2 separate regions of the Mus musculus genome follow, and region 1 is linked to region 2. Evidence: chromatin loops called from intact Hi-C (ENCODE). Cell type or tissue: left cerebral cortex. All regions are shown on one strand. Links, peaks and the distances in the headings refer to the core of each region. The heading gives the core; the rest is flanking DNA. Region 1 overlaps Thnsl1 (threonine synthase-like 1 (bacterial)). Region 2 overlaps Gm39767 (a long non-coding RNA gene).

Region 1 (12,116 bases), core at 2,847-10,846, 710 kb before region 2:
GAAAGAGGGGAGTGGGAGAAAACCCGCATCCTGCCAGAGTTCCATTGCTCTGGGTGGTGGAAGACTGCAGCATGCTTTCTAGTGGCCCCAGGTGGGTGTCTGGCTGTGTGAAGCCACTGACCCCAGCTTGGCGGATTGTGGACAAGGGGCAGTCCCAGGCACCAAGTGCCCAGCTTTGGGCATCCCATACACGGATGTGTAGAAAGGCAGGGGGGAAGAGAGAAGGTAGAAAGAGGGAGACCGACCACTGCCATGTGGAAAGAGGGGGGAAGGGAGAGAGAGAAGGAGGGCTAGAGATGAGAGTAAGAAAGGTGAGAGCTTAAAGAGAGGGAGGAGGGGGTCAAGCAGTTCCTTTTATAGTGGGCTGGGCTATCTTGCTGTTGCCAGGTAACTGTGGGGAGGAGGATATTTGGCTATAGTCAGGAAACTGTGGGGGCTCTGTGGTGTCAGGCACCTGTCTCTGGGAATGTGGCTCACTTTTCTGTCCCTTGTAGAGTTCTCTACTTGGTCGCTAGAGTGAGCCCCATTCAACCAAAATAGGTTGCCTATCATAGTCCCACAAATAGTTCTGTGATACTTACCAGAATATACACTTTGAATTTACCATAGATCTATTTCAGTAGCTAAGACCTGTGTGTGGATAGCAGAGGCTTACAGGGTTTTCAGAGTGGCTTAGATGAACAGGAAAATCTGAAAGAACAGTTTAGGTACTCATTGCATAGCTTTTAGTTTACCAATCTGCCCTCAGCATTAAACATACAGTTAAAAAAATTAAAGTCAGAGGTCATAATGAAAGATACTGCAATTGCTACTATTTGGTTATGTTGTCATTTTGTTTTGTTTTGTTTTTTGTTTTTCGAGACAGGGTTTCTCTGTATAGTGCACATTATGTGCCTATCTGGTTCCTATAGAGGTTAGAAGAGGTGTCAGATTCCCTGAAACTAGAGTTTATAAATGGTTTTGAGCCACTGTGTGGGCACTAAATCAAATCCCGGTCCTCTGCAAGAGCCAGTGCTCTTAACTTCTGAGCCATCACTCCAGCCCTGGATATGTTGTCTTTTATTGCTTGATGATTCAAATAACTTCAATACTGTTACTAAAATACATTTATATGATAAAATTTTCAAGATAAAAGCCCAGTATTTTAATTATTCAATAATAGATTTGGAAACATGAAAAAATTTTCCTTGTCATTTACAAATTTCAAGTGCCATTTTGAAATATTTATGCATAAAATTTTAAGATACTGTATGAAGTTAGGATTAACTTGAAATTCTTTTTCGTTGTAGACCCTGCTTTTTGCAAAGATCGACTTTGCCTCAGACTCAGTACACTCTTCGTCTGTGGTTCCTGTAATGGTGTGCTTCCACTTCAGTGAGTTAAGCACAGCACCACACAAAGCCAAATAAGGAAATGAAGTTTTCCTCTTGACAGGCCAGCTTGCTTGTAAGTAAAATTTAGAGTTAGATTTTAAAAAACGGTCTAAAGATTTTATTGTAAAACAGAGTTTAGGTAGTGTCAAAAGCAGTGAACTGTTGGAAAATTTTTATGAGTAAATATACCACTTAATTTTTGATGTAGTTTAGTTGCATACTAGTTCTATCAGAGAGTGTGTAAAAGGCCTCACTCTGTACCTATAAAGCTACATCAGTCAATTTAAGAAATGTTACAAGTTATTAACACAATACTTGATACCTGGCATGTTTTGTTTTAAAAATGAGTACATTTCCAAAGACGGGTTGGATCGGTATTGAAAATTGTAGATCATCTCGAGATGCCAAAGTGGTATCCTTTCAGCACTGAGTATCTTTATGTGTTTCTTGGCTGTTTATCTCAAGTCTAGAATTTAAGTTCAACCACTAATGATGCTGCAGTAACGCAAACAAGTGAGGACTTTGCTGGTTAATCTTTATTAATTTTTGTCCATTATCCATTCCACTATGGCCTTTTAAAGGCATCCAATATGAAAATATATAAACATGGTCCTCAGCAGTGTGCATATAGGAAGGGAAAGGGCGCACTTGGACTCAGTGTAGAAAGTCGTATCTTACGAGCAAGTGTGGTCATTTACTCCAGTCTTCTATTGTGGATTTTATGAGAAGTTAATAAATAACGATAGTCAGTTGACATGATCATAAAGATAAATTGAATATTAAGACTGTAGCTCAGCTTTTGTGAATTGCAAATGAGTATTTGTGTAACTACACATACTCTGTGTTATAAGCCAACAAATCGTAACCCAGTGTTTCCTACAGTATTTTTACAAGGAAAGGGGACACTAGTAGGAGATACTGTATTTTTTTTTGAGATACTGTATTTTTAAAGTCTTTCTGATAAGGTATTTTCTGAATAGTATTTCTGCTGTCTATTTGCTCTTTGTAATCCTCAGTCATACACTTCATTTTGAATCTCATTTTATTGGTGTCCTGAAATTTGAGAGGATATTAACCAATGCTGTTTTTTTTCTCAAAGAACAAAATAGACATGACAATAGCAGAGGGCCTTGGAGGGAGGAGGTGGGGGAGGAGGGGGTGGGAGGGAGTGGAGGAAAGATAATCAGAACGTAATAAAAGCCTGATGGAAATGGCACGATGAGGCTCATTGGTTACGTAATTAATATGTCATAGTTATAATACCTTGTTAAGAAGAATAGTGCACAGTATTTATTATAAGACTTTTAAAGTGTCCCATCGATTTGAAGTAATTTGAACATCTGTGTATTGAGTGCATGTATATATTCAGTTCTGTCAGGATGTTAGCAGTAATCACATGCCTTTTTTGTGTCTTAAAAAAGGGCTGAAGCCAACCCCTAGGTTGGCCTGGTCAGAAAACTGAAAAGAAATGCTGACCTTGACCAGATGTCACCATTTGAAACAGATAGCACAGGAGTGTCTTTCTAGCCTGCTGGTTAAAGTGCAGAGCCGCACACAGCTCCTGCTTCCACGAGCCTCTGCACGTGCAGAATCAGGGAAGTCATGGCACTCCACCCACTCTCTTGTTGGAGACAAAAATATTGTCCTGATGGGGCCGCCTGGTTCTGGGAAAACAACAGTTGGCAGAATATTAGGTGACAAACTAGGCTGTTGTGTCATCGATGTAGATAGTGATGTCCTTGAGAAAGCCTGGAATATGAGCGCATCTGAAAAATTGCAGGATGTTGGTAATGAGCGATTTTTAGAAGAGGAAGGAAAAACAGTGTTAAACTTGTCTGCATCTGGAAGTGTGATTTCCCTCAGTGGGTCCAATCCCATGCATGATGCTAGCATGTGGCATCTGAAGAAAAATGGAATTGTTGTATACCTAGATGTGCCTCTAACAGATATAATTAGTCGTCTGAAATCAATGAGAATTGATAGGATTGTTGGCCAGAACACTGGAGCATCTCTGAGAGACTCGCTGAAGCACGTAAGACTGTACTATAAGAAGTGGTACGATGCCCGAGTCTTCTGTGAGAGTGGGGCTTCAGCTGAGGAGGTTGCAGACAAAGTGCTTGATGTGGTTAAAAGATACCAAGACGTGGATTCAGAGACATTCATTTCAACAAGGCATGTTTGTCTTAAAGATCATGACAAGAAGTTTCCACCAAAATACTTCAGTGAAGCTGTAGTTGAGGGATTGGCTTCTGATGGTGGCCTCTTTGTTCCTGAGAAGGAGTTTCCAAAACTAAGTCCTGGGGAGTGGAATAACCTAATAGGAGCAACCTACATAGAAAGAGCACAGGTGCTCTTGGAAAGGTGCATTCACCCTGCGGACATACCTGCTGCCAAATTAGGAGAAATGATTGAAACTGCTTATGGGGAAAACTTTGCCTGCTCCAAAGTTGCCCCTGTCAGGCACCTTTCTGGCAATCAGTTCATCTTGGAGTTGTTCTATGGCCCAACGGGGTCCTTTAAGGATTTGTCTTTACAGCTTATGCCTCATATTTTTGCCTACTGTATCCCACCAGGTTGCAATTATGTGATACTTGTAGCCACTTCAGGAGACACTGGGAGTGCAGTCTTAAATGGGTTTAGCCATCTTAATAAAAATGATAAGGAAAGAATAGCTGTGGTCACATTTTTTCCAGAGAACGGAGTTAGTGATTTCCAGAAAGCAGAGATAATTGGCAGTCAGAGAGAAAATGGTTGGGCAATAGGTGTCAGGTCAGATTTTGATTTTTGCCAGACAGCTATTAGAAAAATATTTAATGATTCTGATTTTACTGGCTTTCTGGCTGTGGAATATGGAACAATCTTAAGTTCAGCTAATTCTATAAATTGGGCTCGACTACTTCCGCAGATAGTTTATCATGCCTCTGCATACCTTGAGCTTGTTAACCAACGGTTTATTTCTTTTGGAAGCCCAGTAGATGTCTGTGTTCCCACAGGAAACTTTGGGAACGTGTTGGCGGCAGTGTATGCCAAGATGATGGGAATCCCTATTCGAAAATTTATCTGTGCCTCTAATCAGAACCACGTTTTGACTGACTTCATAAAAACTGGACATTATGATCTAAGGAATAGGAAATTAGCACAAACCTTTTCACCATCAATAGATATTCTCAAGTCTTCCAACCTGGAGCGACATTTATACTTGATGGCTAACAAAGACGGACAGTTAATGGCAAATTTATACCATCAGTTAGAGAGTCAGCTTCACTTCCGGATTGAGAAGATGCTGGTCGAGAAGCTGCAGCAAGAGTTTGTTGCCGACTGGTGCTCTGAGGGAGAATGCCTCGCAGCTATCAGCACTACCTACAATGCATCAGGCTATATTTTGGATCCACATACCGCTGTTGCAAAAGTGGTTGCAGACAAGATGCAAGACAAAAGCTGCCCAGTGCTCATTGCATCCACAGCTCACTACTCCAAGTTTGCCCCTGCTATCATGCAGGCACTGGGGATTAAAGAACTCAACCAGACGTCGTCCAGCCAGCTTTACTTACTGAGCTCGTACAATGCATTGCCCCCTCCTCACGAGGCTCTGCTAGAGAGAATGAAGCAGAAGGAGAAGATGGATTACCAGGTTTGTGTAGCTGATGTGGATGTCCTGAAGAGTCATGCAGAAAAACTCATCCAAAATTGGTTTGTAAGGAAGTCTGAGTAGGGGTTTTTCTTGGAAAGGAGCAATAATAAATCTCAAACATTGATTTGGACTACAATAGCATTTGCTTTATTTTATGTAAATGTTTATGTGTGCATCTGATCTCTGGACTAAGAGACGGAGGCCAGCATAGTACCTGGAACCCTCTGCTATCATGCTTTATTTTCTGCACTTGTTGGTATGGCAGTTTCTCCTTTACCCAACACTTCTGAGTGGAACAAAATATCTGGTATTTAGCATAGCATTTACAAATATTTAAATGCAGTTAGGTGCTGCATATCTAGTCATTTAGTGTTTATTGAACAATTTGTGCTTGAGATAGTTAGCTAACATAGAGGAAGTAGTAAGCTCACTAGGATTAGAATCATCGTTTTTAACCCCTTTCAAATTCCATTTTGGACAATACTTGATGACATGTACACTGTCCAGCTAGAGATTTCGTGGCCCATTCACTGCTCTTTGAATGTCTGTAGTTAGTGCTGGTGAAGTTTGAAAATCAGGCCGATGTAGGATGTAGCAGTTGACAGAACTGTGAAGTAGTGAACACGGAAACAAAGTCACCTACTTCAAGAGAAAGGTGATCCAAGATTAGTAATGTTTAAGATGCTTTATTAAAGTTCAGTTATAGACAGCAGCTCTTCTGTATTATTTTTAGTCTGGTCCTATTTGTTTCACTTAAAAAAACATTTTGGGGTACCTAAATCCACACAAAATGGTAACTGTGTTTCATTTCCATTGCTGTGTAGTGACAGTGATCTTAATTGTGGTTTGTATATTTCCTGAGTATTTACTTTCTGGATTGAAGGGTGTGACTGAATGAAGACATGCAATGGGCTGCTCCCCACCACAAGATGGCATTCCTCACAGCATTTGCTATTGCCCATGACAGTCTGCTTCTGGTTACCTTTCAGAGAAATGTTCAACATTGAAATGATGAAAAAGGTTAATAGTTTTAATGGGCAATAAGCAATTTGTTATACAAGTTTTAAATTAAACCATTTACATGTTAATATCAGCTCTCTGGTTTTGCTTCTAAAATGTAGTTCTAGGGCTTATAATGGAGGCCAGGGATGTCCCTGTACAGTGCACAAAACCCTGGGTTCCATCCTTAGCACCTAGGAAGGTAGACGCAGTAGGAAAAGGTCATGTTTAGTCACACAGTTTGAGGCCAGCCTGGGATACATGAGGTCCTGTTTAAAACAAACAAACAAACAAACAAACAAACAAACAATACTTGAAACACTTTTTGTTAATAGAGACTCAAAGCTCTGTATTTGTGTACACATTCTATCATTTCAGAATATTTGTTTCAGTAGACTTAGAAAATTATCCATAAAAGAAAAAAATTATCCTAATGTTACTCTGCATATGCATGATAATCTACTTTAAAAATAAGGGGATAATGTTGAGCCTTCAATTTTGGACTCAGCAACTCATGAAAGAGCACATGAAGTCCAAGTGATGTACAACACAAAATAATTACTGCAAAATAGTGTGGGAATACATAAAAAGCCAACGCTGCATCCAGGTAGGGCAGAGTTTAACAGAAGAGGGAATAAGGTGAGGTGTCACTCATCTAAGCTCTCATCACCTGGGAAACAGAGGCAGGAGAATTGCGAGCTTGAGACCAGGCTGTGCTACATGGGAAAACTGTCTCTAAATGAATAGGTGAGCCAACAGAAGGGAAATACTGCTGTAAAGTAAGCAGGCTTCATAGTGGATGTAGGTCCTGAGGGTCAGCGTTTGGAAGTTAAGCAGTAGAGAGAGAAGACACTGTGACTTCCTGTTTCACTGGTTGTTATATGATTATTCTCTCAGTATCTAGATGGTTACCTCATGTCTTCATGTGGCCTTTGGGTCCCTGTCACTCTCAAGCTTCTCTTTTTTGTTTGTTTCATTTGAGACAGGGTTTCTCTGTGTAGCCCTGGCTGCCCTGGAACTCACTCTGTAGACCAGGCTGGCTGCAAACTCACAGAGATCCACCTGCCTCTGCCTCCTAAGTGTTGGGACTAAAGGCATGCATGGCCACACCTAGCTTCAGCTCTCCCTTGTAAAGAGTAGAGATGTTCACTTTCCTCCCATGTGACCTAGGATGCAGTCCTCCTTTCAAGGGCTAGTGTCCATGTAAGCCTTGTGTCCAGTGTCCTTCAACTCTGATAACATGCTTCAGTATGATATCTTGCTTCCTCCCTCTCTTGTTCCTTCAATGTCTCCAGGGATCCTGTCTTCCTGTGGTATTTACATGCTCTTTACATAGTTTAGCATTCATAGCAAAACCCACACGTCTACCTTCTGCATTCCTCCTTGCTCTAACCAAGACAGTGCTGCAAAGGCTGTAGGATTGATTCCACTTTCTTGTCTCCACTGTACAGTGAGTGGAGGTAGGTTATAAATACTGAGGTGCATGAGTCTCTGGAGTAAGAGCAGAGCACCACAGACATCTTCACCTCTGGCACCTTAAGAGGTACATATATTCCTCCCCCAAGAAGTAGCTATCCCAAATTCCATGTCTGAAGTCAGTTTCTTTTTTTCTTTAATACCAATTTTGCTATGTTTAGTTTACTATCTAAGTCACGTGGGAGGAGAGTGAGCTGAAGCTGGGTGTGGTGGTGCATACCTTCTGTACCAGCACTTGGGAGGCAGAGTCTGATGGATCTCTCTTGAGTTTGTAGCCAGTCTGTTCTACAGAGTGAGCTCCAAGGCAGTCAGGACTATAAAGAGAAACCCTGTCTCAAAAGAAACAAACAAGAGGAGCTGAGGATGATGGAGACCCAAAGACCACGTGAAGACATGAGATAACCATCTACATGCTGAGAGAACAAGCAAGTGAAGTAGGCAAGACACAGCATCATCTCTCTACTGCTTTTCTTCCAAAAGCCTGACTTGGTTTTGGTTGTTAGTTGTCTTAACTTTGTGAATCTGAAGGCTGGAGAGATGACTCAGCTGTCAAGTGCCCTGGCTACTCTTCCACAGGATACAGGTTTGATCACGGAGCACCCACATGGCAGTTCACAACCATCTATACTTCCAGTTCCAGGAGATGGAGTCTTCTGTCTGGTTAATGCAGGTACCAGACATGTGCACTGTGCACAGACATATATACAGGCAAATGTACACATGACAATTTTAAAATAAATATTCTAGGGGACATGATGACATACATGGGATCCAAATCTTAAAATTTAAGGGAAAGTTAAATAGGCATATAGGGGCTGGAAGGAATTTGACATAGAGTGTGGAAAGTAGTGTTCATTTTGTCTGAAACAAAGGGTATCTGGAGATGAAGCCAGGATGTCAGGCAAGATCTACAGGTTCAAACATTTCTGAGAGCTATGTAATGTGACTGAATGAGTTTAAGTTGAATACCATAGTCCTCTTTTAAAAGGTTGTTTTAGAAGTGTGTATTGCTCATATTCTTAGAGGTCAGAAGAGAGCATCGGATTCCTTAGAACTGGGCTTATGGATAGTTGTGAGCCACCATGTGGCCCTCTGCATGAACATGTCCTCTTGGCCACCTCTGCAAGAACATGTCCTCCATCTCCAGATCTCTCCAATACACACACACCCCATACATATATACATATATATATATTTTAGAGAGAGATCATGTTGGGAACTGGGTGGAGGTAGAGGAATTAAAACTTACAGGTACAGAGCCATTAGAAGGCTAGTACCTGGGCCAAAGCACACATCCTTTCTTCTCTGCCCTTCTCCTCTCTACATATGCTATTCAACCCACCCCAGCCCAGACCTCTTCGCCTGTCTTCTTTACAGGGGTAATCAACTTTTCTCTAGTTGTCATATTCCAGAAGTAGAAGTAGAAGTCTACACAACCATAGTGTATCCCTGGGAGACACAGAACGCTCCAAAACATCTCTTCCACTGCATTGCGTGCTTAAAGCAGGTGGCAAGCCCAGTTAGATTCAAGTTGTACATAAATAAGTTGCAGTTCCTGATGACTGGAGTAACAAAGTCACACAGTTCAAGAATTTGGACTTGGAGTCATCCATTTGGGCCATATTATATGCTCTACTAGTTATAATAAATGGTCATTTCAAGAGGCAGTCACACCAGGAAGATAGTTTTTTGTTCATGATTTGAGAATTCTATCACTAATAATATATAGACAGTGATGAATCCTGCACCTCATGGTGTTTGATCATCTGCCCTTTTTAGCACAAAATTCTGTCTCTTCTTGGTGAAAACATACTGGACTTATGTTCAGGATATACCTGAATTCATGCCATTTAATAACCTCTCTTTAAAGCTTCACCAGATGTGCTCTGTTGGCAAAGTCTTTGCTATACAAGATGAGGACCAGAGTTTATTTCCAGAATCTGTGTTTAAAATGCCAGAGATGATGGTGCATGCTTATAATCCCAGTACTGGGTGTTGAGACAGATGAATCCTGAGTGGGGTGTGTGTGTGTGTGTGTGTGTGTGTGTGTGTGTGTGTGCCGGACTGCCAGCCTCGTCTACTGGGTGAGCTTCCAATCAGTAAGAGACTCTACCAAACAAACCAAGTTAGACTGCACCTAAGGAAAGAAACCTGAGGCTGACCTGCCCTTCACATATGCATAACCACCCTCACACATAAACACACGTATACACAGACAAATGAACAGGATTGTACAAATCTGTCAATAATTATGAGCATAATTTTAAATAGCTCATAGATGTACATCAATATTTAATCCCTCCTCTACTGTTTCAATCTACTTATATCATTTCGATTATTCATGGCAAATTTGTTGAAGTGGAATTCTTAAAGGGCATGGACATTTAAAGCATGCATGTTATCTTCCAGAAAGGATGCTGAGATAGCCTTCTGCTTCCCAAGGCTTTGATGAGGAATAGTGTTCATCTAGGCCTCTGTTTCCTTGTGCAGCTTTTTCCTATCTTTTTTTTTTTCGTTTCTTTTCTCTCTATTGCTTCCTTTCAACACTTACATTGTGTATGTGACTATGGCTTTCTTTGTGTGTAATTAATGTTAACCAAATGAACATGGGTGCGGAGCCATCTGATGGAATGTGAGTGACCTATCACAGATCACACTCTGGAAGAAAAAGGGCTCTTCTCCCAGGAGACTTCATAGCCTTAGCCCATCCATGCTGAAATGTTGACTGGCTCCATCTTTTACAGTCACAGTAACACACACAAACTCTTCAGTGCAGCAGTCTGTCATATCCAGAAGACACTATTTTGTTCTTTACTACTTTCTTGGAAGTAAAGGGGGAAGTTTATGTTGACATGTTTTTTAAAATATATTTTAAAGATGGTGAGATGTGCTTGCTGCCAAGACTGTTGACCCAAGTTTGATTGCTAGGACTCACTTGGTGGAAGTGTGAGAACTAAGTCTTGCAAGCTGTCTTTGTTACTTCCACACGTGTGAGTGAGTGGGAGAGCTCACACAGAAATGTACAAATGAAGAAATAAATGGAATAAAACTTGTCTTAAATATTTAAATATTTAGTGATTAACAATTATACAAATAATTTTGAAGAAAAAAATAATTCTTTTACAAACCAGACCAGTTTAAATACTTTGTAAAATACAGTACAAACGTACAGGTATATTGACAGATAGGTTTGCCCAAACACCCTAAGAATTCTGCTAAAAGGTGGCTGTACTCAAAATTTAATTCTTGTGTGTTAGTTCCCACCTTTAGAGGTCTAAGATATTAATAGAAGCTGTTGTATTTGGGTGAAAAAAAATTGACAGTTTGCTGACTGCAAGCTAATCTGAGTTTTAAGCCAAGAAAGTAGACTCTTGCTCAATTTTTCAACAACTTAAAACAAGGTGGTTTTTATTTTTGTTGTTGTTGGTTTTTGTTTTTGTTCAAAAACCTCAAAGTCGTTGTCTCTGGAACTGTTGGCAGTTTAAGTACCATCTATGCAAATCTTCATACTTAGGACACATGAATCCCAGTTTTTCCTCTTATAAATTTAACCTGATGGTGAACACAGACTTTGAAGGTTCATTCACAGATGCCAATTACTTTTGTTTCTTTCTTTCTTTTTTTTTTTTTGGACAAGGGTATTGTATGTCAGCAGCAGGATTAGATCCCAGCTGACTACTAGGAGATACTGGTCTCTCATTCTGTTTGGCCACTCATATTTGATTACTCAGAGGAATCATGGGTAGAGAAAGCATGCATAATTAAACTGACAAACTCTTGTACCTTATTTTGACTGAAGACGTCTCTTGTGCTGCAGTAGCAAGCAGGGTGGTCGGAATCACAGCTTTCTAACCTTGCTCTTCCCTCTTGTCATTTCAAAGAAGTATTGGCAATCAATGAGACATCTCTCCACCAGGCCCCTATCCCTCTGCTATTAGAAAAGGCACCAGCAAGGAGAAGAAGCTAAGGTTATAATAAGTCCTTTCATTTGCAGGCAAATTTACCTTTTCTAGTACTTTTTGGTTATAAAAGGGAAGAAAGATCTTAGACTTCTGGTTTAGATTTTAGTTTTTCCTTTTCTTGAACACTTACTTTCTAGCCATCTTTAAAAACATTTTTGGGGGCATTTATTTATGTATATTAGTGTTTTGCTCATAGATATGTCTGTGTACCACCTGCATGCCTGTGGGAACCATAAGGTGGCACTGGATCCCTGGAACTGAGGTATAGACAGTTGTAAGCCACCATGGAGGTGCTGGAATTGACCTTGAGTCCTCTACAAGAGTAACAAATGCTCTTACCTCTGAGCCATAGCTCTAGCCCCAGTTTCGTCAATCTTAAAGACTACTTTTCTTTTCTTGCATGGTAGGTTTTGTTGTTGTTGTTGTTGTGGGTTGGGTTGATTTGGGTGTCCTAAAAGTAGCAATGGAAGCAGGTATTTCCGATGGTCTTTGCAGCATCCCTAGCCAGCATATAGAGCAGAAAGAATCACATACACAGTGGGACTGACAAGGCCTTATTTAACTACTTCATATCCCAGAGAGTACTCTCTTGGCCATAATAGTTGCTGTAGTTTCTACCTTTTACCTCTGGATTGCCTTACATATAATTTCTGAAGCATTCTTGCACCCCCTGCA
Region 2 (12,116 bases), core at 1,840-9,839:
AGGCACCTCTGCTGGGAGCTGGAGTTAAAATCTGTAGGAATGGAACCATGGCCAAGAAGAAAGAAGGGGGAAAAAGAGAGAGAGAAGAAAGGCTAGAGAGTAAGAAAAAGAGAGTGAGAGGGAGAGAGAGTAAGAGAAAACGAGGAGAGAGTGAGGTGGGGCCAAACAGCCCCTCTTATGGTGGGCTGTTATCTTGGTGTTGCTAGGTAACTGGGAGGAGTCTAGCCTGAAGGTCTGAAGTCTATGTGACTACGAGCCACAGCTTCTCCTGTGGGGGCTGTGGAGGGCGGTAACTTTGACAGGAGCCTTGAATCCAGTAGACATGAGGGAACTCGTTCTGTCCCATGTAGGCGGGTATTATCACCATCGGGTACCAGGGTTCCACACCTCAGCTCGACTGGAGACCAGATTGTCTTTGCATAGCCCATTGCCCCACAGAGATAATTTCCTAGGTGAGATTTTCCGATAACTCTAGCATGTGTCAAGTTGAGGAGGGGGGAACCTAACAGGACAAACCTGTTTTCAAATTAAGTTACTTTCTGAAGCAGTCAAGATTGAGAACTCAATATATAAATTTGATGGGTAATGTGCATTCACTCATCACACTGCCAACTGGTGGATTTTAAAAATTAGTATCGACATTTAACTCCATACTTCATTCATTTAAAAAGAGAAATTCAAGATTAATCAACATAAATGTTTACTTTCTTTGTTGACAATTTAAAAATCAAGCCAGGCATGGAGACACATGCCTTAAATTCCAGCACTTGGTAAGCAGGTGCAGGAGGATCTTTGTGAGTACAAGACCAGCCTGGACTACGTAGAGAATTCCAGGACAGCCAGAGCTACACACTATGTCCCTGTTTCACAAACAAATGATAAGAAAAAAATATATATAAATTAAATCAAAAGCAACTTTTAAAAGACTAAGTCCCTTCCTCTATATCTAATCTCTCTGGGTCTATAAATTGTAAGTTGGTTATCATTTATTTAATGGCTAATATCCACATATAAGTGAGTACATGCCATCTTTCTGGATCTGGGTTACCTTGCTTAGGATGTTTTTTTTTTTTTTTTTTTTTTTTTTTTTTTTTTTTTAGTTCCATTCATTTGTCTGCAAATTTTCTGTTGTCTTTTTTAAAGATCTGAGTTATGCTCCATAGTTAGATGATTCACATTTTCTTTATCCATTCTCCTGTTGAGGGACATCTAGATGGTTTCCAATTTTCGGCTCTTATGAAGAAAGTTATAATGAACATGGTTGATCAAGCATTCTGTGGTAGGTTGAAGAGTCCTTTTGGTATATGCTTAAGAGTAGTATACTTGGATCTTGAGGTAGATCAATTCCCAATTTTCTGAAGAATCACCCTATTGACTTTGATAGTGGCTGTACACATTTGCATTCCCACCAGCAAAGGAAGATTGTTCCCCTTATTCTGCATCCTTAACTGCATGTCACTTGTGTTATTGAGCTTAGCCATTCTGACAGGTGTAAGATAAAATCTTGAAGGACATTTGATTTTGAAGAGTAGATTACATTTTCATAATGGCTAAGAATGTTGAACATTTCTTTAAGTAGTTCCCAGCCATTTGAGTTCCTTCTATGGCTCGTCCTAGTGTTGAGAAATAGAATAGATGTTGGAGGTGGACTGGGGCAGGTGGGGACAGAAAGGGATGATCAGATGTGGACAGGGAGGAAAGACTGGGTTTCGGGAGAGGATTCAGGGAGAGACAGATGCTATTGAGGGGCATCTGAGAGACAATATGGAAACCTAATGCAATGTAAATTTCCTAAAACATTTGAAGGCAGTCCTAATAAGATCTCCTAATAATGAGGAATGCAGAGTCCCAACTGTCTAACTCTTGTCACCACATGAGGTTTCCAGTAGTATTCAATTGATTTTTTTGGGGGGGAGGGGCAGGGGAAATCTCCAAACAAACTAGACTGTTGTTAAGATAATGAGTTGCTCTCTGAAAACTGACACTGAGGCCTCATTACTGAGGACAGCACATACAGAACTCATTGAACATTGAATGTGGAGAAGTTGAGCTAGTGCCTACATGGAGCTTCACCCCCACATTCTAGTCAGTGTCTTTGGTGCAAGAAGGTACTCTGCAGGCTACCAAAGGAGAAACATGAACACCAACCCAGATACGAAACCTTTGACCTACAACCTGTTCTGCCTTATAGATGGGCTAGAGTAACAGTGGTACAGACTTGTGGGAAGAGCCAAACAATGTCTGACTGACTTATGGCCCAGTCCACAAGATGGAATCCATACCCAACACTGCGTGGCTGACCAAGAGCCAGAGACTAGATAGACCAGAGACCTAGGGTAAAACCAAACACTATTGGTCTAAAGAAAAACTATTAATAAAATGACTCCTAAGAATATTCCCATATACTCACAGAGCAGTGCCGTATTCAGTCATCATAACGCTAAAGGGATCCACAACCCTATAGATGGAACAACATTATGAACTAACCAGTACCCCAGAGCTCTTGACTCTAGCTGCGTATGTATCAAAAGATGGCCTAGATCACTGGAAAGAGAGGCCCATTGGACTTGCAAACTTTATATGCCCCAGTACAGGGGAACGCCAGGGCCAAAAAGTGGGAGTGGGTGGGTAGAGGAGTAAGAGGGAGGGTATGGGAGACTTTTGGGATAGCATTGGAAACATAAATGAGGAAAATACCTAATAAAAAATATTTTTTTTAAAAAAAGAAGAAGCTTCCTTCTGCAAGAGACAGGAAAAAACAAGACACATCATCAGACATTATGCAGAAAGAAAGAGAGTTCTTGGAATGCACAGCTCTAAATGGCATGTCTCCATCAAATCTCTCTCCCCCAAGCTCAGGAACACTATGTAAGAGGATCTGCAGAGTATAGGGATGGAGAACAAGTTCCTCTGAATCAATGAAGCAGGCTCATAGGAACTCACAGAGTCTGAAGCAGCAGGCACAGGCCCTGCACTGGTCTGCACCAGGTCCTCTGCATATATATTGTAGCTTTCAGCTTAGTATTTTTATGGGACTCCTGAGTGTAGGAATAGGTGGGTCTCTGACTCTCATTCCTGCACTTGGGAAATTTTACTTCTGTTGGGTTTGCTTGTCCAACTTTGATATGATTTTTCTTTTCTCATGGTATATCATATGAGAAATGGATGTATTTTCAATAAAAAGAAAAATGTAAAACTAAGTCAAGTAAAAAGGAAGCCTCTTTGAAGACTTATTTACTTATTTACTTACATATTTGTGTGTTTGTGGTTGTCTTTAGGTGTGTCTTTGTGCGGTATTCATGGAGGGCCTGTGAAGACTACAAAAAGACATCAGATCTCTTGGAACTGGAGTTACAGTGATTGTGAGCCCCCATGTGGCTGCTGGGAATTGAACGGAGTCCTCTCCAAGAGCTGCCATGTTCTTAGCCACTGAGGCATCTCTCTAGCCTTCAAATAAGAGAAATGTTGTATACATAAAATCAACAATCATCCCAGGTCTTCCAGAGTATTGTGTTTGCTCCTCTGTCTTAAGCATTCATCAGTTTCAAGGGTTGTTTTTCAAACTGCTTAAAAAGAACAAGAAATAACAAAGAATACCCTACCTCTGAATCCCCTGGTTCCTGTATTTCCTAGATTCAACCAATCACAAGAAAACAAGTATCCAAGAAGAACAGGTTGTACCGTGTGACACACCTGTGCAGGATGTGGACAGATCGATTTCTTAATGCTATTTCCTAAAAAGAAATAACATATAACAACTGTTTACATTACAGTGAGTTATTGATCATGAGGTATAAAGAAATGTCTATTCATCCCAGCCAAGTTTCCAGACCAAAAAAAGGATTGCATCCAAGTCTAAACACCTGAACCAGTCAATTTAGTATAGAAACTTTAGTGTTACTTATAGGGGAATGGATGATCCCAATGTCCCACATCAGCATGGATCATGACTTATGAAAGCCACCTCACTGAGTCACATTCCCACTCAGTTTTCTTCTTTTTATACCCATAACACCTGCAACTGGGAGGGAGCTAACAGGAGTGGGAGTTGAATTCAGTCGAGAGTCCCACCTCTCTAAGACATGATACTAATACCTTCTTTATGATTCCTACAGGCTCAACTATAGCTTTATCACATTTGCATAGTTTGTTGCCATTGTTATTAGGTCAAAGAACCATGCTTCCTTATATCTGTGGGTTGGTCATACCCAGGGAATAGTCTTTATTATATCAACTTAATGTTGGCCTCTCATAGATATTATAAGTAATCTAGAGGTGACTTAAGGTAGGATGTTATACATAGATTATATTAAAGTAGTACATCCCTTTTGTAAAGGACTTGAACATCTTCAGGTATGGGTAGCTGCAAGGTTGAGAGGGTATAGAACCAGTCTTCCAGGGACACTAAGAGATGTCTATGTATTTTGGACCACCTGTGATGATTTAAGTGTCTATTCAATACCTGTGAGAGAACCAGTTGTTGATGCCTACAAGAAACTTCAATTTAGGTGTGTGTGGAAAAGCTGAGGGGAAAGGGTCTTCCAAATTCCATTCTAGATTCATCGTTCTTCTGATCACATATTTTATAACAGATATAAGTACATCTTTTTGGTCTTGCAGGAACAAACATTAACATTAACAAAGCATACTTTAAAAAAAAAGAACTCTTCACAGTTAGCCTTTAAAGAGAATAATAGTGTATAATTGCCACATTGCAGTGTTAGCATTTCTAACAACTTAAGAACTCAAGGTGGCCTCAAGGACTCCCACAATTCAGAGATAGTCAGAGCTTAAAGGGTGCTAGAACATTTAACATGTGGAAATATCCCTGTAAGTCTAGTTTGAAGGTCTGCTACTCTGAACATTTAATATCTTATTTCTTAAGGGTATAACATTTTAAAACCAGATTTGGAACAAAGATCTCATTAAACATTATCTGGTTAACATTCTCAAAGCAAATCAAATAAAGTGGAAAATGTCTGGGGATGTATAGACATTTCCTGGAACTGGGAGGACACCTGGTGGCCAATACTATTAAATACTTTTAAAAGAGTTTTTTTTTTTTTTTTTTTTCTTTTTAGCTTGATTCAGTAAATACAGTTACTGATTACATTGTAACTACCTGGTCTATAAGCAGTGATTATAAAGCAACGTAAAGCATTAACTTTGTTTAGAGATGCTATCAGAACAGGAAAAAAACTGGGAGCTAGTTAGCACAGTCAGATTATACTCAAGAAATCCAGGTGCTGTTAAAATAAAATAAAATAAAACCCAAGAAATAAAAGTGTAAGTGGAAAGGCTGGGGACACAGCTCAATGACATGCCCGAGGCCAAGAGGTCCATCCCAAGTGCCAGCAGGGGAAGACAGACAGACAGAAAGACAGTCAGACAGTGGGAGTGGTGCCAGAGCACTGCCCACCCCACATTCTTTAGTATCACAGCCAAGTCTTCCTTAGGAGAGTATCTGCCTGCATTTTTCATACAGCTCAGGGTAGATTTGGATCCAAATATCTCTCAACTTCACTTCTGTCATGGGAGGTGAATATGAATTAGGTCAAGACACTTTGGGAGTAGAACTTCCTCTTATCTATTGGATGAGAAACAATCTCCTTCTGCAGGTTGCTCCTCAGCCTGGAGCTGTAGGCTGTAAAAATCCAAGGAAAAGAGTGCTTAGAAGAAGCTGACAGTAAGGAACGGTAATATCTTACCACAGGATTTGAGCATCTGGACCTACTCATACTACCTCTGGAAATCCAGTAGAGTCAGTACTGCAGAAAAAGTGAGTGAATTAATAAAAAGCAAAAGCAAAAGAGAAACCATCAGGTAATGGGAAACAGTTTACAACTTTCATATGTAAACATATACATATATGTGTGTGTGTGTGTGTGTGTGTGTGTGTGTGTGCGTGTGTGTAATAAAATTACTTAAAGATAGTTATAAAACTGACAAATAAATTATGCAATATTTTTCTCAAGTATGAAAGGGGCCCGTTGTCAAGCTCTGGGCTTCTTCTTCAGTCCGGAGGACCTTGTGGAAACCCAAGAGCATCTTGCTTTCCCATGGAAACCTTTGGGTCCCCAAAACTAACTAGCTTGAAACCCTACCCCACCAATTCCATCCCAGTCTGATCTTCTCGCCATCCTAATTGAGTCTGCCTAGGGCACAGCCTGCAAAGGTGAGTTGTGCTTGATCCTCTAAGCTCCATTGTCTAACTCTGCTCTTGCTCTTCAATCCTGAGAAGTCTTGCAGAACCCCAAGAACGTCCTGCTTCCCTGTCTTAGGAGGCCCTAAGACTAAACAGTTTGGAATTCTGCTCCAACAATTCCTTTCCACTCCAGTCTGCCAGCAACACAGCCTGCAGACATGAGTTGCCAGGCATTCCATGAGCTCCATTGTCTAACTCTGGCCTCATTGTTTTGGTCCTGAGGACCCTAGCAAGACCCCAAGAGCCTCCTACTACTCCAAGAGGCCTGAGAAGACCCTGAAGATTTAACAGCTTGGAACATTGTTCTACCAATCCCTTGTCAGTGGAGTCTGCTTGAGGCACAGACAGCAGAGTCTTCTGACCTCCATTGTCTGGCTCAGGGCTCCTTTCTCCTTCCTGAAAAGTTCTGCTCCTATCAGGATTATCCAGCCAACACCAGGGAAAACCAGGTGCCTAAAGAACAGCCTAAGAACAAAATCAACAAGACCGAGAGCAATATGGTACATCCAGAGCCCAGCTATCCTGCTAAAACAAATCTTGGATATCCTAATGAAATTGAAGCACAAGAAGAGGACTTTAAATTTAATCTTACAAAGATGATAGAGCTTTAAAGGGAACATGAATAAATCTCTTAAGGAAATACAGGAAAAAACATTCAAACAGGTAGAAGCATTAAAAGAAGAATCAAATAAATATAAAGAAATACAGGAGACTACAATCAAACCGGTGAAGGATATTAATAAAACTGTCTAAGACCTGAAAATGAAAAAGAAGCAATAAAGAAAACATGACATTGATGCAATCTTGGAAATAGAAAACTTTAGAAAGAGAAGAGAAACTACAGATATAAGAATGACCAACAAAATACAGGAGATGGATGACAGAATCTCAGGCATAAAAGATAAGATAAAGGAAATCAATAGATCTTGGGCACAAACTTGGTGGAGGGTCCCAAGGTCCCCAGAAGACTCTCAACACTGTAGGTGCCCTAGCACACCCAGGATCTTGAGATAACTGGTGAGTAGAATGCAACATCTGTTCCAAAAAACACAGAGGGTCTTGTGCCAGCAGGAACAGGGACAAAGGAATCCCACCCAACCAGCTGCTGGGGTTTGTTCCAGTCAGCGCCAGCTCTGTGCCATCTTGGGTGCAAACTGGGCAGGTCCTAGCACACAAAGGATCATGAGATCACTGAGACCAGTCTACTCAGGAGAGCATGGGGGCAGCAGAAGCAACAGAGCTCCTTGGACAGGATCACTTTGGGCCTTTATCCTCAGCCAGGAGGCAGAGCTGAGACCCAGACTCCTGGGCACCTTCCCTGCCAGAGGAGAGTCAGCCTACAGGGAGGGCTCTGACCTCAGGACTCAGGAGGTGGATCTGAGCTCCAGACCTCTGTGCACCTTCCCTGCAAGAGAAGAGCTTGCCTGTAGAGAGTGCTCTAACCACTGGGACTCAGGAAAGAGTTGGACTCCCAGGAGGGCTGACAAAGGCTAGAGAATCACAGGAGGAACAAGCTCCAGCCAGAGAAAGTTAGAACATTAACGCAAGAGATTACCAGATGGTGAAAGGCAAATGAAAGAATCTTATTAACAGAAACCAAGACCACTTGGCATTATCAAAACCCAGTATGCCCACCACAGCGAGTTCTGGATACCCTAACACACCCAAAAAGCAAGATTCAGATTTAAAATCATATCTTATGATGCTGGTAGAGGAATTTAAGAAGGGCAATAATAACTCACTTAAAGAAATACAGGAGAACACTGCTAAACAGGTAGAAGTCCTTAAAGAATTACAGGAAAACACTGCTAAACATGTAGAAGTCCTTAAAGAGGAAACACCAAAAAAATCCCTTAAAGAATTACAGAAAAACGCAACCAAACAGGTCATGGAATTGAACAAAACCATCCAAGATCTAAAAATGGAAGTAGAACCAATGAAGAAAACCCAAAGGGAGACAACTCTGGAGATAGAAACCCTAGGAAAGAAATCAGGAACCATAGATGCAAGCATCAGCAACAGAATACAAGAGATGGAAGAGAGAATCTCAGATGCAGATTTCATAGAGAACATGGACACAACAATCAAAGAAAATGCAAAATGCAAAATGATCCTAACCCAAAACATCTAGGAAATCCAGTACACAATAAGAAGACCAAACCAGCATTCTGGTCAGGGTCACCCCCACCATCTTCCTTCTGAGCCCACCGGAGGCTGCTGAGGGCTCCAGAGTGCTTTCCACTCTGCAGGACCCCGAGATCACAGGTGAGTGGAACACATCATCAGCTACAAAGAATCGAGCAGGGTCTTGTGCCAGCAGGAAAAGGGACAACGGAACCCACCTGACCAGAGGCTGGGATCCATTCAGGTAGGGGCCAGCTCCGCCATCTTCTCCATGAACCAGGCTGAGGGCATCTAGGGCACCAGAGGGCTCTACACGCCACAGGACCTCTAGCACACCCAGGACCTCCTGATGATCTGAGAGCATGTGGGCAATAGGAGCAACAGAGCTTCTTGGTCAGGGTCCCCTCAGGCCTTTATCCTCAGACCCAGACCCCTGGGCACATTCCTTGCCAGAGGAGAGTCAGCCTACAGGGAGGGTTCTGACCACAGAACTCAAGAGGTGGATCAGAGCCCCAGACTGCTGGACACCTGCCCTGCAAGAGGAGAGCTTGCCTGTAGAGAGTGCTCTGACCACTGGAACTCAGGTGAGAGTTGGACTCCCAAGAGTGCTGACAGAGGCTAACAGAATCACAGGAGGATCAAGCTCCAATGAGAGAAAGCTTGATCATTAACACCAGAGATTTCCAGATGGCAAAAGGCAAACATAAGAATCTTACTAACAGAAACCAAGAATACTGGGCATCATTAGAACCCAGTACACCTACCACACCGAGTCCTGGTAAGCCTAGCACACCCGAAAAGCAAGACACGGATTTAAAAATCATATCTCATGATGGTGGTAGAAGATTTAAAGAAGGTCATTAATAACTCATGTAAAGAAATACAGGAGAAGAGTGATAAAGAGGTAGAAGCCCTTAAAGAGGAAGAACAAAAATCCCTCAAGGAATTACATGAGAATACTGTTAAACAAGTAGAAGCCCTTAAAGAGGAAACACAAAAATCCCTCAAGTAATTACAGGAGAACACTGTGAAACAGGTAGAAATCCTTAAAGAACTACAGGCAAACACTGCTAAACAGGTAGAAGAAACACAAAAATCCCTTAAAGAATTACAGGAAAACACAACCAAATAGGCAATGGAATTGAACAAAACCATCCAAGATCTAAAAATGGAAGAAGAACCAATGAAGAAAACCCAAAGGGAGACAACTCTGGAGATAGAAACCCTAGGAAAGAAATCAGGAACCATAGATGTGAGCATCAGGAACAGAATACAAGAAATGGAAGAGAGAATCTCAGGTGCAGAAGATTCCATAGGGAATATGAACAAAACTATCAAAGAAAATGCAAAATGCAAAAAGATCCTAACTCAAAACATTCAGGAAATCCAGGACACAATGAGAAGACCAAACCTAAGGATAATAGTACATGACAATGAAGATTTTCAACTTAAAGGGGCAGCAAATATCTTCAACAAAATTATAGAAGAAAACATCCCATACCTAAAGAAAGAGATGCCCATGAATATACAAGAAGCCTACAGAACTCCAAATAGACTGGACCAGAAAAGAAATTCCTCCTGACACATAATAATCAGAACAACAAATGCACTAAATAAAGAGAATATTAAAAACAGTAAGGGAAAAATGTCAAGTAACATATAAAGGAAGGCCTATTAGAATTACTCCAGACTTCTCACCAGAGACTATGAAAGCCAGAAGATCCTGGAAAGATGTTATACAGACACTAAGAGAAGACAAATGCCAGCCCAGGCTACTATACCCAGCAAAACTCTCAATTACCATAGATGGAAAAACAAAGTATTCCATGACAAAACCAAATTCACACAATATCTTTCCACGAATCCAGACCTTCAAAGGATAATAAAGGGAAAACACCAACACAAAGATAGAAACTATACCCTAGAAAAAGCAAGAAAGTAATCCTTTAACAAAACTAAAAGAAAACAGCCACAAGAACAGATTCCCAACTTTAACAACAAAAAATGACAGGAAGCAACAATTACTTTTCTTTGATTTCTCTTAACAATAATGGACTCAATTCCCCAATAAAAAGACGTAGACTAACAGACTGGGTACACAAACAGTATCCAACATTTTGCTGCTTACAGGAAACCCATCTCAGGGATAAAGACAGACACTATCTCAGAGTAAAAGGCTGGAAAACAATTTTCCAAGCAAATGGTCTGAAGAAACAAGCTGGAGTAGCCATTCTAATATCGAATAAAATCTATTTCCAACCCAAGTTATCAAAAAAGACAAGGAGAAGCACTTCATACTCATCAAAGGTAAAAATCTACCAAGATGAACTCTCAATTCTAAATATCTATGCTCCAAGTGCAAGGGCAGCCACATTCATTAAAGGAATTTTAGTAAAGCTCAAAGCACACATTGCACCACACATTAATAATGGGAGACTTCAACACCCCACTCTCAGCAATGGGCAGATCCTGGAAACAGAAAATAAACAGAGACACATGGACAATAACAGAAGTTATGAAAAAAAATGGATTAAACAGATATCTACAGAACATTTTATCATAAAACAAAAGGATATATCTTCTTCTCATCTCCTCATGGTACCTTCTCCAAAATTTACCATATACTTGATCACAAAACAGGCCTCAACAGATACAAAAATATTGAAATTATTCCATGCATACTATCAGATCATCATGGACTTAGGCTGATCTTCAATAACAACATACATAATAAAAAGCCAACTTTCACGTGGAAACTGAACAACACTCTACTCAATGATATCTTGGTCAAGAAAGAAATTAAAGACTTTTTAGAGTTTAATGAAAATGAAGCCACAACATACCCAAACTTATGGGACACAATGAAAGCAGTCCTAAGAGGAAAACTCATAGCCCTGAGTACCTCCAAAAAGAAACTAGAGAGAGCATACACTAACATTCTGATAGCACACCTAGAAGCTCTAGAACAAAAGGAAGCAAATACACCCAAAAGGAGTAGACAGCAGGAAATAATCAAACTTAGAACAGAAATCAACCAAGTCAAAACAAAACAAAACAAAACAAAAAAACTATACAGAGAATCATCCAAACCAGGAGCTAGTTTTTGAGAAAATCAACAAGATAGATAAACCCTTAGCCAGACTCACTAGAGGGCAAAGCGAAAGTGTCCTAATTAACAAAATCCGAAATGAAAAAGGAGACATAACAACAGATCCTGACGAAATCCAAAACACCATCAGATCCTTCTACAAAAGGCTATACTCAACAAAACTGGAAAACCTGGACGAAATGGACAAATTTCTGGACAGATACCAGGTACCAAAGTTGAATCAGGATCAAATTGATCATCTAAACAGTCCCATATCACCTAAAGAAATAGAAGCAGTTATTAATAGTCTCCCAACCAAAAAAAGCCCAGGACCAGATGGGTTTAGTGCAGAGTTCTATCAGACCTTCAAAGAAGACCTAATTCCGACTCTCCTCAAACTATTCCACAAAATAGATACAGAAACTACTCTACCCAATTCATTCTATGAAGCCACAATTACTCTGATACCTATACCACACAGAGATCCAACAAAGAAAGAGAACTTCAGACCAATTTCCCTTATGAATAGATGCTGAGAAAGCATTTGACAAAATCCAACACCCCTTCATGATAAACGTCTTGGAAAGATCAGGAATTCAAGGCCCATACCTAAACATAATAAAAGCAATATACAGCAAACCAATTGCCAGCATTAAAGTAAATGGAGAGAAGCTGGAAGCAATCCCACTAAAATCAGGG

What was found. A loop is a pair of places that touch in the nucleus more often than their neighbours do. Peaks named below come from ENCODE experiments on the same cell type or tissue, not always from the same donor. Only the 100,000 strongest peaks of a DNase experiment are listed, where the experiment ranks them.
Region 1: a loop joins it to region 2, with 9 times the contacts of the local background. A loop is called at or near these places in 5 of 42 quality-filtered maps.

Annotation. Positions count from the first base shown.
Region 1 is chr2:21,208,596-21,220,711 of GRCm38, forward strand. Thnsl1 (threonine synthase-like 1 (bacterial)) reads left to right here. Exons shown (of 3, transcript NM_177588.2): 2 at 1,290-1,446; 3 at 2,795-6,414. The coding sequence starts at 2,842. The coding sequence ends at 5,085. Among named protein-coding and RNA genes, the nearest start is that of Thnsl1, 8.9 kb to the left of the region's middle. In left cerebral cortex, for the core only: a CTCF peak has its summit at 5,930 (motif pointing right); a DNase peak (open chromatin) is centred at 5,953.
Region 2 is chr2:21,922,835-21,934,950 of GRCm38, forward strand. It overlaps Gm39767 (a long non-coding RNA gene), which reads right to left. Exons shown (of 6, transcript XR_866004.1): 3 at 3,603-3,734. Among named protein-coding and RNA genes, the nearest start is that of Gm39767, 35 kb to the right of the region's middle. In left cerebral cortex, for the core only: CTCF peaks have their summits at 3,385 and 5,010 (motif pointing left); a DNase peak (open chromatin) is centred at 4,968.